Regions from separate parts of the Homo sapiens genome. Here region 1 is linked to region 2. A link is a loop called in an ENCODE intact Hi-C map of the cell type or tissue named here. Cell type or tissue: Calu3. All regions are shown on one strand. Each heading gives the region's core, and the rest is flanking DNA. Links, peaks and the distances in the headings are about the cores only. Region 1 has its middle 5.4 kb from the start of KLF8. Region 2 holds the start of LOC124905193 (a long non-coding RNA gene).

What was found. A loop is a pair of places that touch in the nucleus more often than their neighbours do. Peaks named below come from ENCODE experiments on the same cell type or tissue, not always from the same donor. Only the 100,000 strongest peaks of a DNase experiment are listed, where the experiment ranks them.
Region 1: a loop joins it to region 2, with 4 times the contacts of the local background. A loop is called at or near these places in 2 of 110 quality-filtered maps.

Annotation. Positions count from the first base shown.
Region 1 is chrX:56,224,262-56,229,641 of GRCh38, reverse strand. It overlaps a transcript of KLF8 not described here. Among named protein-coding and RNA genes, the nearest start is that of KLF8, 5.4 kb to the left of the region's middle. In Calu3, for the core only: no CTCF peak of the experiment used is centred there; no DNase peak of the experiment used is centred there.
Region 2 is chrX:56,027,561-56,032,940 of GRCh38, reverse strand. LOC124905193 (a long non-coding RNA gene) reads left to right here and starts at 1,315. Exons shown (of 3, transcript XR_007068247.1): 1 at 1,315-1,488; 2 at 4,199-4,480; 3 at 5,143-5,380. It also overlaps a transcript of KLF8 not described here. In Calu3, for the core only: no CTCF peak of the experiment used is centred there; a DNase peak (open chromatin) is centred at 3,090.

The DNA of each region.
Region 1 (5,380 bases), core at 197-5,196, 200 kb before region 2:
CACAGTTAATGTCAAAGGCAGGAGTTTGCCTTTATATTCTTTTACTCTTGACACATAGAAATAATCAGCATGTGGTTGGTGTTGTCTATGTCACACGAAAGGGTGTGAGGGAGCAGGTATGGGGAACTAGAAGTTTTGATAAATTTCCCTGTCCGTCTAGGAAACACCTCAGGCTCTCCTTTCTTTAGCTGGCTAGAATAAACATGAACCAAATAGCAACCTGCGATATTTTCAACTCCTTCCATCCCACCTTATGCGTGAGGGAGACTGCTTGAAGAAGCAGCCTGTGCTTTCCTCTATATATCCAAGTAATCAGATGAGGAGTGTTAAATTAAGTGTGGAACCTAATGAAAAGCAGCTGAGAAATATGCAGACACGATTCTGGGCCCACATATGCTGTTCTTCCCTTCTTCTCTTTCTCCTCTTCATCATCCCGCTTCTCCTCCTCCTGAAAGCCAGCTGACAAACTACCAGGGTGGAGCCCAGTCTGAGGGCTGGAGGGAAGGGAGGAGGAAAAGCCTCAGTAAGAGGACTCCACCCTCTCTGCTCCCAGTAGAACAACAACAATAAAAAAAAGAAGGCTTGAGAAGCTGGGCCTGACAGGAAGGTGGGGCAGAATAGGGCAAAGTGAGGAAGGGTGGGTAGATGGGAGGGGAGTTAGGACCTCAGCTGGGTAAAGCTGGGCTGGGGAATGAAAGGGAAGTCAAGCAATATACAAACAGAAAAATCTGCATTCATTAAATCACTGTTGTTTGTGGAACAACAAAAATGTAGCTAAAACCAGGGCATAGTTCAGACCTAGTGGGAACAAAATTGTCCTCCTCACCCACTTTTCTTCTTATTCCACAGTTCCCCAGAGAGCATATTCCTTCTGCGAGCTCAGCTAGAAGGAGACCTTTTGCCCCTCCGCTAATGTTGAACCAGTGTTAAGTTCCTCACATGTCCCAGAGGACAGCACTAAGGTTACTGCCAGCAAAGGATAAAGATATTTTGGAGAAGGAAATCTAGTTAGCTGAGAGAAGAAAGCCTGGAAGGAGATTGCGGGGATAAAACAATGATTTAGATTGCAAACTGTGCAACCCTGGGCAAGTGCCTTCACATCTCTAAACATTTCCTCACCTATTTCTTTTAAAGATATTACTTCACAGAATTGTCAAAAAGATTAAATAAGATGCAGAGGTGGCTTTACAGTAAAATTAATGAAGCTTAAGCTTTACGCCCCTTTCCAAGACTCCAGAAGGGATCAAACATTGTGTTTTTCTTAAAGATGGTCCCCAAAGTGGTATAAGCTTCCAGCCCCACAAAACCTAGATTGGCCGCCAATGAGATTATAGCCTACAAAGCACAGTGTCTGGCACAAAGAAAGCTCTCAATAAAGGTTAACTAATATTCATAGCAATGGCAACTGTGAAAACTACCAGCTTTAGGTTGAGTCTCTTTCTGGTCATAGATATTGAGAACATGCTCCTGTGTTCCCCATAACCCTTGCCACTGTATGTATAAATAAACCAGTTTATAAAAATCAGCAACTAAACTGCTTGCTTGAGACATTCAGAGGCATGATTAAATTTGGTTTAGGAATGGCCAATGGGCCAGAAACATGTGGCCAGGGTTTGAAATTCTGGCACCGCACCATCCCAGACAAGCTCTAGCAGGCCTGCTGAGTCCTATAAATTTAGTTGTGCCTCAGGCTGCTATCTTTATGAGCAAGGAGCTTGACTAGGTGTGTGTGTGTGTGTGTGTGTGTGTGTGTGTGTGTGTGTGTGTTGGGGCTAGGGGGTTGAGTATGTATGGGTTTTTAACTCCATTTTAGACCCTAGATACCACCACACCCATAAATTGGAGGAGGGAAGAGGGAAGAGACTTTATAATCAACAATCAAGTCAAACCAGAAAAACTGCACCTGCAGAAAAGGGATAACATCCTTGGCCTTGTCCCCAAAGTGTATATTCCTGAGTCAGGGCAAGAGTCTATTGTGTATACAAGAAAAAGACTTGCAGGCTGGGCACCGTGGCTCACGCCTGTAATCCCAGCACTTTGTGAGGCCAAGGCGGATTCATCACGAGGTCAGGAGTTCGAGACCAGCCTGGCCAATATGGTGAAACCTGGTCTCTACTAAAAATACAAAAATTAGCCAGGCATGGTGGTGCACACCTGTAGTCCCAGCTACTCAGGAGGCAAAAGAATTGCTTGAACCCGGGAGGCGGAGGTTGCAGTGAGCTGAGGTCGCACCACTGCACTCCAGCCTGGGCCACAGAGTGAGACTCTGTCCAAAAAAAAAAAAAGAAAAAGACTTGAATTACTGCTTTAATATTAAACAAATAAATATATGAGATTGTCTAAGGAAATGCATAAATAGAACAGGAACTTTTTTATCACTGAGCTAATCCAGAGAGGCGCCAGGGCTCTGAAGGCCCCCAAAGGCAAGCTCATGCTTATCATCCTTGTGTTACTTACCACAAGCAGCTCTCACTTCCCCAACAGAGGGGTGGTATCCATCTTTCACTGTCCCCTAAGCCAACAGGAGATTGGCCTTCACCCTTCTTCCCATTGCAGTCTTATCACTTCCCTCAGAAAGTAAAAGGGAGAGAATAAAGAGGGTGGGGAGGATGTCTTTGGTGCTTTCTTAAAACCTTTCTGCCAATACACCTATTGAAGTACTGCAGCCTCATTTTTCATTTCCTCTGTCCTTTGTTTGCCCAAATGGCCTTGCATTGTGGTAGTCCTTTTCTCTCAAGTCAATACCACAAATATAGTTGGAGCAGTTTACCCTGGAGCCACAATAACAGGATATTCCCTTCTCAAGTCAGGCCAGCAGGGTATTTAAAAGAGTAAGCCAGGCAGATTAGCAGTAGTGATTTACTTCCTAAGGTGAAATAAATTATTTGATCCAAGATAAGAGTCTAATTAGTATGTTATGGGGATATAAGCAACGATACCTGTTTACATGATATAAACACACAACTAAATGGCCAGGAGTATGTGAACAAGTGGGGAGAATATACACAAATATACTGAAAATAAAACAATGCATACATACATACTAGCAAGATTTAGTCACCCAATCACAGAATGTTGGTGTAGGAAGGACTCAAAGAGGTTATTTCATCCAGTGGCATTCATACCAGGTGATTTAGGTGGTACATAGATAAATATTTTCTAATAGTATATATTTATCTGTATGGTTACCTTCTATTTATGGAGAGTAAAACTAGCTTTCCATTTATGGTAATGCTATTTTTGATGAAATTTACTTAAGTAAAACATGTCAGTGTATTTAAAGAAGCATATTAAGTAAATAATGATATAGGTAGTACTCAGATATGGTCTAAATCATGAAGTTAAAACATAAATAATTGAACTTTAGCAAACCATGATTGAATTAAATTCTACTCCCAATTCAGGAGTTCCCTTATTTAGACACCTAGATCTAGAGGAGAGTCTAACCCCGAAATCAATAAATATGAAGCAACCTTGCCCCCTCCTCCTGTGCCCATGGCAGAATTGTGAACAGAACATGGCATTTTTCCACTGAGCCTAGGTGAAGCCTTCTACTCTTCTTCCTTGAACCTCCAGTTTGGGCTAATGGGCCCTCTTCTGACTCTTACAGCACTCTGACATATTTCTCTCAGAGGGCTCACTGCAATGTAGTATACCTCTCTTTTTATGTGGCAGTCTTATCCATTTGACTGTCAGCTCCTTGAGGCCAGGAGTCTAATAGTAGTTCAATCATCTTTATGCTTTCAACTCTGAACACACTGCCTGTCATATGACAAGTAATAAAAGTTTGTAGAATGGAATAATTTAGAGCTGCAAATGCCTGGATGTGAATACTGACTTCGCCACTTACTAACTGTGTGACCTAGGACAAGTTACTTAACCTATCTGGGCCTCGGCTTCCTCCTTTGTAAAGTGAGCATAATGATAGTACTTACCACACAGGATATTGAGAGAATTAACTTAATACATGTACATAAACATGCTTAGAGGAGTACTTGCCACAGACTAAGCACTGTATAAATTTTTGCTATTATTTTGTTGAACTGAAATATGCCTCTTTGATATTTCCACCTATTGGTCCTGTGACTCATCCCTGGAGAAACATAGAACAAGTCTATTCCTTCTATGTCATGATCCCTCAAAGGTCTCACCTTCTGTCCTCTCCCATAAATTTGCCTGATTGCATAATCTATCTCTTGCATAACATAGTTGTCATACCCCCTTACCACCTATTAGTTGGTTGATCAGAGAAAAATAATAAAGACCCCTAGGCCAGGGATGCCATCTCACAGAGACCAAGGTGCTTTACCATATAGTTTACCAGGTAAACAAGTGCAAGGGTGAGAATAAATGTCTCTATTACCAGAAAGCCAGAGATGGAAACAAAGGACGGTCACCCCAGATTTAAATATAATAATGAAAAAATTGAAAAGATCTAAATGTTTAATAATAAGATATTGGGTAACTAAATTATAGTACACCCATATGATTGATGCACTGCTAGGGTCTAAGTATATGTGTGCCCTTCAAATTCATATGTTGAAATCTTAACTCCCAATGTGATGGTATTAAGAGGTAGGGCCTTTTGGAAGGTGATTAGGTTATGAGGGCTCCACCTGCAAAGATGAGAATAGTGTCCTTATAAAAGGGCTTCAGGGAACGAGTTCACCCCTTTTTACCCATCTGTCCCTTCCTACATGTGAGGAGGCAGTGTTCATCCCCTCTGGAGGATGCAGCAACAAGGCACCATCTTGGAAGCAGTGAGCCCTCACCAGACACCAAATCTGCTGGCACATTGATTTTGGACCTTCCAATCTCCAGAACTGTGGTAAATAAATTTATTTTATGTATAAATTACCAGGTCTGGGGTATTTTGTTATAAGAGCAGGAACAGAGTAAGAGATAGACATTATATAGCCATTAAAATTTAAGTTTTTCAAGAATTCTCAATCACTACAGAAAATATTTGTATAATAATATTAAGTGTAAAAACAGGACATAGTATAGTTACACTATCATTTACATTTTATTAGACCGACACACATGCCATTCAACTTTGCCACAGAAACAAACACAGTTTAGCATTAAAACAAAGGATAGCTAGTAGGATTATAAGAAAATTTTATCTTACTTAAAAATTTTTCTATAAAGATCATGTATTGCTTTTATAATAAAAAAATCAAGTTGGACATAGTACTGTAGTTGTAGGTAGCTGAAGGATTATGGTGGTTTTTATTTCCTTTATTATACTTCTTTGTTTTTCAAATTTTCTATGACAAATTTGTAGTTTTGATATAATTAGATAAAACAAGATGAACTGTTTTTAAAGCAACATCTTATCATACTGTTCATTTACCTAGGTCATATCAGCTTCAGGAAA
Region 2 (5,380 bases), core at 104-5,103:
AGAAATTTTAAAGCCAGTCTGGAAAACAGTTTGGCAGTTGGTAGTAAAGTTGAACATTTACTTAACATAATCCCTAGTAATTCCACTCTTAGGTATTTACCCATCCCAAAATACAAACACAAATCTGTCCACAGGAAAATCTGTCTGCAAATGTTTAAAACAGCTTTATTCATAGTCACTAAATATTGGAAACTACTGAAGTGTCCATCTATAGATAAATGGATAAACAAATTGCTATATTCATACAATAGAAAACTACTGAACAACAACAATAAAGAATTACTGACATGCACAACAACACAGATGAATCTTGAGAAAAATGTTGAGTAAAAGAAGCAAGAATCAAAAGGCTATAAACTTATAATTTCACTTATATAACAGTTTATAATGAACAAAATTGCAGTGAAAGAGATCTTATCAGTAGTTGATAAAGGCTGGGAATTAGAGGGAGGAGTTGATTACAAAAGAGCACAAGGGAGCCTTTTCAGGTGACAGAAACATTATTTATCTTGATTATAGTGGTGGTTACAGAATGGTATACATTGCCAAATTTCAAAGAACTGTAGATGTAAAAAGAATAAATTTTACTAAATATAAATTATACCTCAATAAAAAAATGAAAGACTTGAGGCATATACAACAAAAACCAAATAAAACAAATATTTAAGGGCCAGGAATGGTGGCTCATGCCTGTAATCACCAGCACTTTGGGAGGCCAAGGTGAGAGAAGAGAAAAAGAGACCCCTCATATTGTTTTATATTGTTTTATACTCGGTACCTGTTTTAAGAAGAAACAAGGAAGTGGAAACCAAAGGCAGGCAGCCCGGCGCCAGGCACCAGACCCAAAACCAGACCCAAAACCAGGTCTGGGCCTTCGTGACCTAACCTGGTAGTTAAAATTCAACCCATGACCTAGCAACCGATGTTATCCATAGATTCCAGACATTGTATGGAAGGACATTGTGAAACTTCTCCTTCTGTTCTGTTTCACTCTGATTACTGGTGCATGAAGCCCCTGTCACATACCCCCTAGATCGCTCGATCGATCACGGCCCTTTCATGTAAAATCTTTAACGTTGTGAGCCCTTAAAAGGGACAGAAATTGTGCACTCGGGGAGCTCGGATTTTGAGACATTAGTCTGCCGATCCTTCCAGCTGATTAAAGCCACTACCTTCACTACCTCGGTGTCTGTGGGGTTTTGTCCGCAGCTCGTCCTGCTACATTTCTTGGTTCGCTGACTGGGAAACGAGGTGACTGATGGACAGCCGAGGCAGCCCCTTAGGCAGCTTAGGCCTGCCCTGTGGAGCATCCCTGCAGAGGACTCCAGCCTACCCGAGCGACATGATCCAAAGAGCGCTCCCGGGTAGGCAATTGGCCCGGTGGAACGCCTCACCAGAGCAGTGTGTGGCAAGCCCCCATGGAGGACCAAAGCAGTGGCTGAACACAGGGAAGGAAATGGCACTTGGAGTCCAGACATCTGAAACTTGGTAAGAATAGTCTTTGAAACTTGCCCACTCCATCTGAGTGGAAGCATGGCCTGACCACCCACAGCATGCCTGTATCGGCACTTTTGTTCTGGTTTTGACTTGACTTGAATTGCTTGATACTTTGGTTTTGGTTTTGACTTGGCTTAAATTTCTTGATACTCTGATTTTGGTTTGGTATAAACGATAAAGGTGTGTGTGTGCCCTCTTTACCTGTTCTTTGTTTTGTGGTAAGTGTGTGGTGTGAGCATGATATTTTGTCTTGAGAAAACATGGGTCAGGCACAAAGTAAGCCCACCCCATTGGGAACTATGTTAAAGAATTTCAAGAAAGGATTCAAAGGAGACTATGGAGTTACTATGACTCCAGGAAAACTTAGAACTTTGTGTGAAATAGATTGGCCAGAATTAGAGGTAGGTTGGCCATCAGAAGGAAGCCTGGAGAGGTCTCTTGTTTCAAAGGTATGGCACAAAGTAACTGGCAAGCCAGGACACCCAGATCAGTTCCCATATATAGATTCCTGGTTACAGCTAGTTTTAGATCCCCCACAGTGGTTAACAGGACAGGCAGCAGCAGTACTAGTAGCAAAGGGACAGTTAGTTAAGGAAGGTCCTCACTCCACCCGCTGACAGAAGCCAGCCCCTAAAGTTCTGTCTGACCCAGAGCCCAAAGACTCATGGCAGGAGATGGCACCAACAGTGCCCCTCCCTTACCAAGCAGAGAGGCCCCCTAATCCTGAGCTCACAGCCCCTAGACCACCCAGAGTAGACAAGAAAGGAAGTGAAGCTGCAGGAGAAACTCCTCCCTTGGTGGCTCGCTTACAGCCCAAGACTGGAACACAAATGCCCCTGAGAGAGCAGCAATATACTGGGATAGATGAGGATGGACACATGATGGAAAGGCGTGCCTTTGTGTATCACCCTTTCACTTCTGCTGACTTCCTCAATTGGAAAAATAATACTCCATCTTACACTGAAAAGCCTCAAGCTCTAATTGACTTGCTCCAAACTATTATACAGACTCATAATACTACTTGGGCTGATTCCCACCAGCTACTCATGTACCTCTTTAACACAGATGAAAAGCGAAGGGTGCTCCAGGCAGCAACTAAATGGCTAGAGGAGCATGTCCCAGCCGATTACCAAAATCCCCAGGAATACATAAGAATTCAGCTGCCAGGAATGGACCCTCAATGGGATCTGAATGAAGGACCAGATATGGAGAGGCTAAGACAATACCAGGAGGCATTAATTGAAGGTCTGAAAAAAAGGGGCTCAAAAGGCCACCAACGTAAATAAAGTTTCTGAAGTCATCCAAGGAAAGGAGGAAAGCCCAGCCCAATTCTATGAAAGACTGTGTGAGGCCTATCATATGTACATTCCTTTCAATCCAGATAGTCCTGAAAATCAGCATATGATTAACATGGCCTTAGTTAGTCAAAGTGCAGAAGATATCCAAAGGAAATTACAAAAACAGGCTGGTTTTGCAGGAATGAATATCTCGCAGTTACTGGAGATAGCTAATCAAATATTTGTAAACAGTGATGCAACAAGCCGCAGAGAAAGCCATAAGGAGGGAGAACGCCAGGCCAGGTGGAACGCTGATTTGCTGGCTGTGGCAATTAGGGGAATCCCCACGAAGGGACAGGGAAAGGGGTGTTCTGGGAGGAATGCCCAGTCCAATCGCTCACGTCTGCAGCGTAACCAATGTGCCTACTGTAAAGAAATAGGACATTGGAAAGATAAATGTCCCCAACTAAAAGAGAAGCAAGGTGATGCAGAGCAAAAAGACCATAGAAAAAGACGAAGGGACTTTGTTTAATCTGGCCGAAGGGCTTCTAGACTGAAGGGGATCGAGCTCAAATGCCCCCAAGGAGCCCATGGTCAGGATGACAATAGGGGTCAAGGACATTAAGTTTTTGGTCAATACCGTGCTGAACACTCAGTAGTAACCACCCCAGTGGCCCCCTTATCTAAGAAAACCGCTGATATAATAGGAGCAAGAGTCTCCACCAAGCAGGTTTTCTACCTACCGTGGACCTGCTTGGATAGAAGGACATAAAGTGACTCATCAATTTCTGTATATGCCTGACTGCCCCTTGCCTTTGTTAGGCAGAGACTTGCTTAGCAAGCTGAGAGCCACCATTTCCTTTACAAAACAGGGCTCTTTATAGCTGAAGTTACCGGGAACAGGAGTTATCATGGTCCTTATGGTCCCCTGAGAAGAATGGAGCCTTTTTCTAACCGAGCCAGGTCAGGAGATAAAACCGGCACTAGCTAAGCAATGGCCCCGAGTATTGGTGGAGGACAATCCTCCAGGGCTGGTGATCAATCAAGCCCCTGTACTCATAGAAGTTAAGCCTGGGGCCCAGCCAATCAGACAAAAGCAGTATCCGGTTCCCAGGGAAGCTCTTGAAGGAATACAGGCACATTTTAGACACTTGAAAGCTTTTGGAATTATAGTTCCTTGCCAGTCTCCATGGAACACCCCCCTCCTACCTGTCCCCAAGCCAGGGACCAAGGACTATCGGCCCGTACAGGACTTATGCTTGGTTAACCAAGCTACTGTGACTCTGCACCCAACAGTTCCTAACACTTACACATTGTTAGGATTGCTGCTGGCTGAGGATGGCTGGTTCACTTGCCTGGACTTGAAGGGTGCCTTCTTTAGCATTAGACTAGCTCCTGAGAACCAAAAACTGTTTGCCTTTCAGTAGGAAGACCCGGGGTCAGGTGTCACCACACAGTACACTTGGACTCAGCTTCCCCAAGGGTTCAAAAATTCCCGCATCATCTTCAGGGAGGCGTTGGCTCGAGACATCCAGAAGTTTCCTGCTAAAGACCTAGGCTGCGTCTTGCTCCAGTACGTGGACGACCTTCTGCTAGGACACTCCACAGCAGTCGGGTGTGCAAAAGGGATGGATGCCCTACTTTGGCACCTGGAGGACTGTGGATATAAGGTGTCCAAGAAGAAAGCTCAGATTTGCAGACAGCAGGTATGCTACCTGGGATTCACTATTCAGAAAGGGGAGCACAGCCTGGGGTCAGAAAGAAAGCAGGTCATCTGCAGCCTACCAGAACATAAAACCAGAAGGCAAGTAAGGGAATTTCTAGGAGCTGTGGGTTTTGCAGATTATGGATTCCAAACTTTGCGTGCTAGCCAAACTGTTGTATGGGGTTACAAAGGGGGGCGACTGAGAGCCCTTTGAATGGGGGCCTCTACAACAGCAAGACTTTTGTAAGTTAAAAGAAAAACTTATGTCAGTCCCAGCTCTGGGACTACCAGATTTGACCAAGCCCTTCACACTCTATGTGTCAGAAAGAGAAAAAATGGCAGTTGGAGTTTTAACTCAAACTGTGGGGCCCTGGCCAAGACCAGTGGCCTACCTCTCAAAACAGCTAGATGGAGTTTCAAAAGGCTGGCCTCCATGTCTGACAGTCCTGCCAGCTACAGCCCTGTTAGCACAAGAAGCAGATAAGCTAACCCTTGGGCAAAACTTAAATATAAAGGCCCCCCATGTGGTGGTAACTTTAATGAATACCAAAGGACACCATTGGCTAACAAATGCTAGATTAACCAAGTACCAAAGCTTGTGTGAAAACCCCCGCATAACCATTGAAGTCTGTAACACACTAAATCCTTCCACCTTGCTCCCAGTATCAGACAGCCCTGTTGAACACAACTGTGTAGAGGTGTTGGACTCAGTCTATTCTAGCAGACCGGATCTTCGAGACCAGCCATGGGCATCAGTAGACTGGGAGTTATACGTAGACGGGAGCAGCTTCATCAACCCACAAGGAGAAAGATGTCCAGGATATGCGGTGGTAACCTTGGATAATGTTATTGAAGCCAAGCCATTGCCTCAGGGCACTTCAGCCCAGAAAGCAGAACTCGT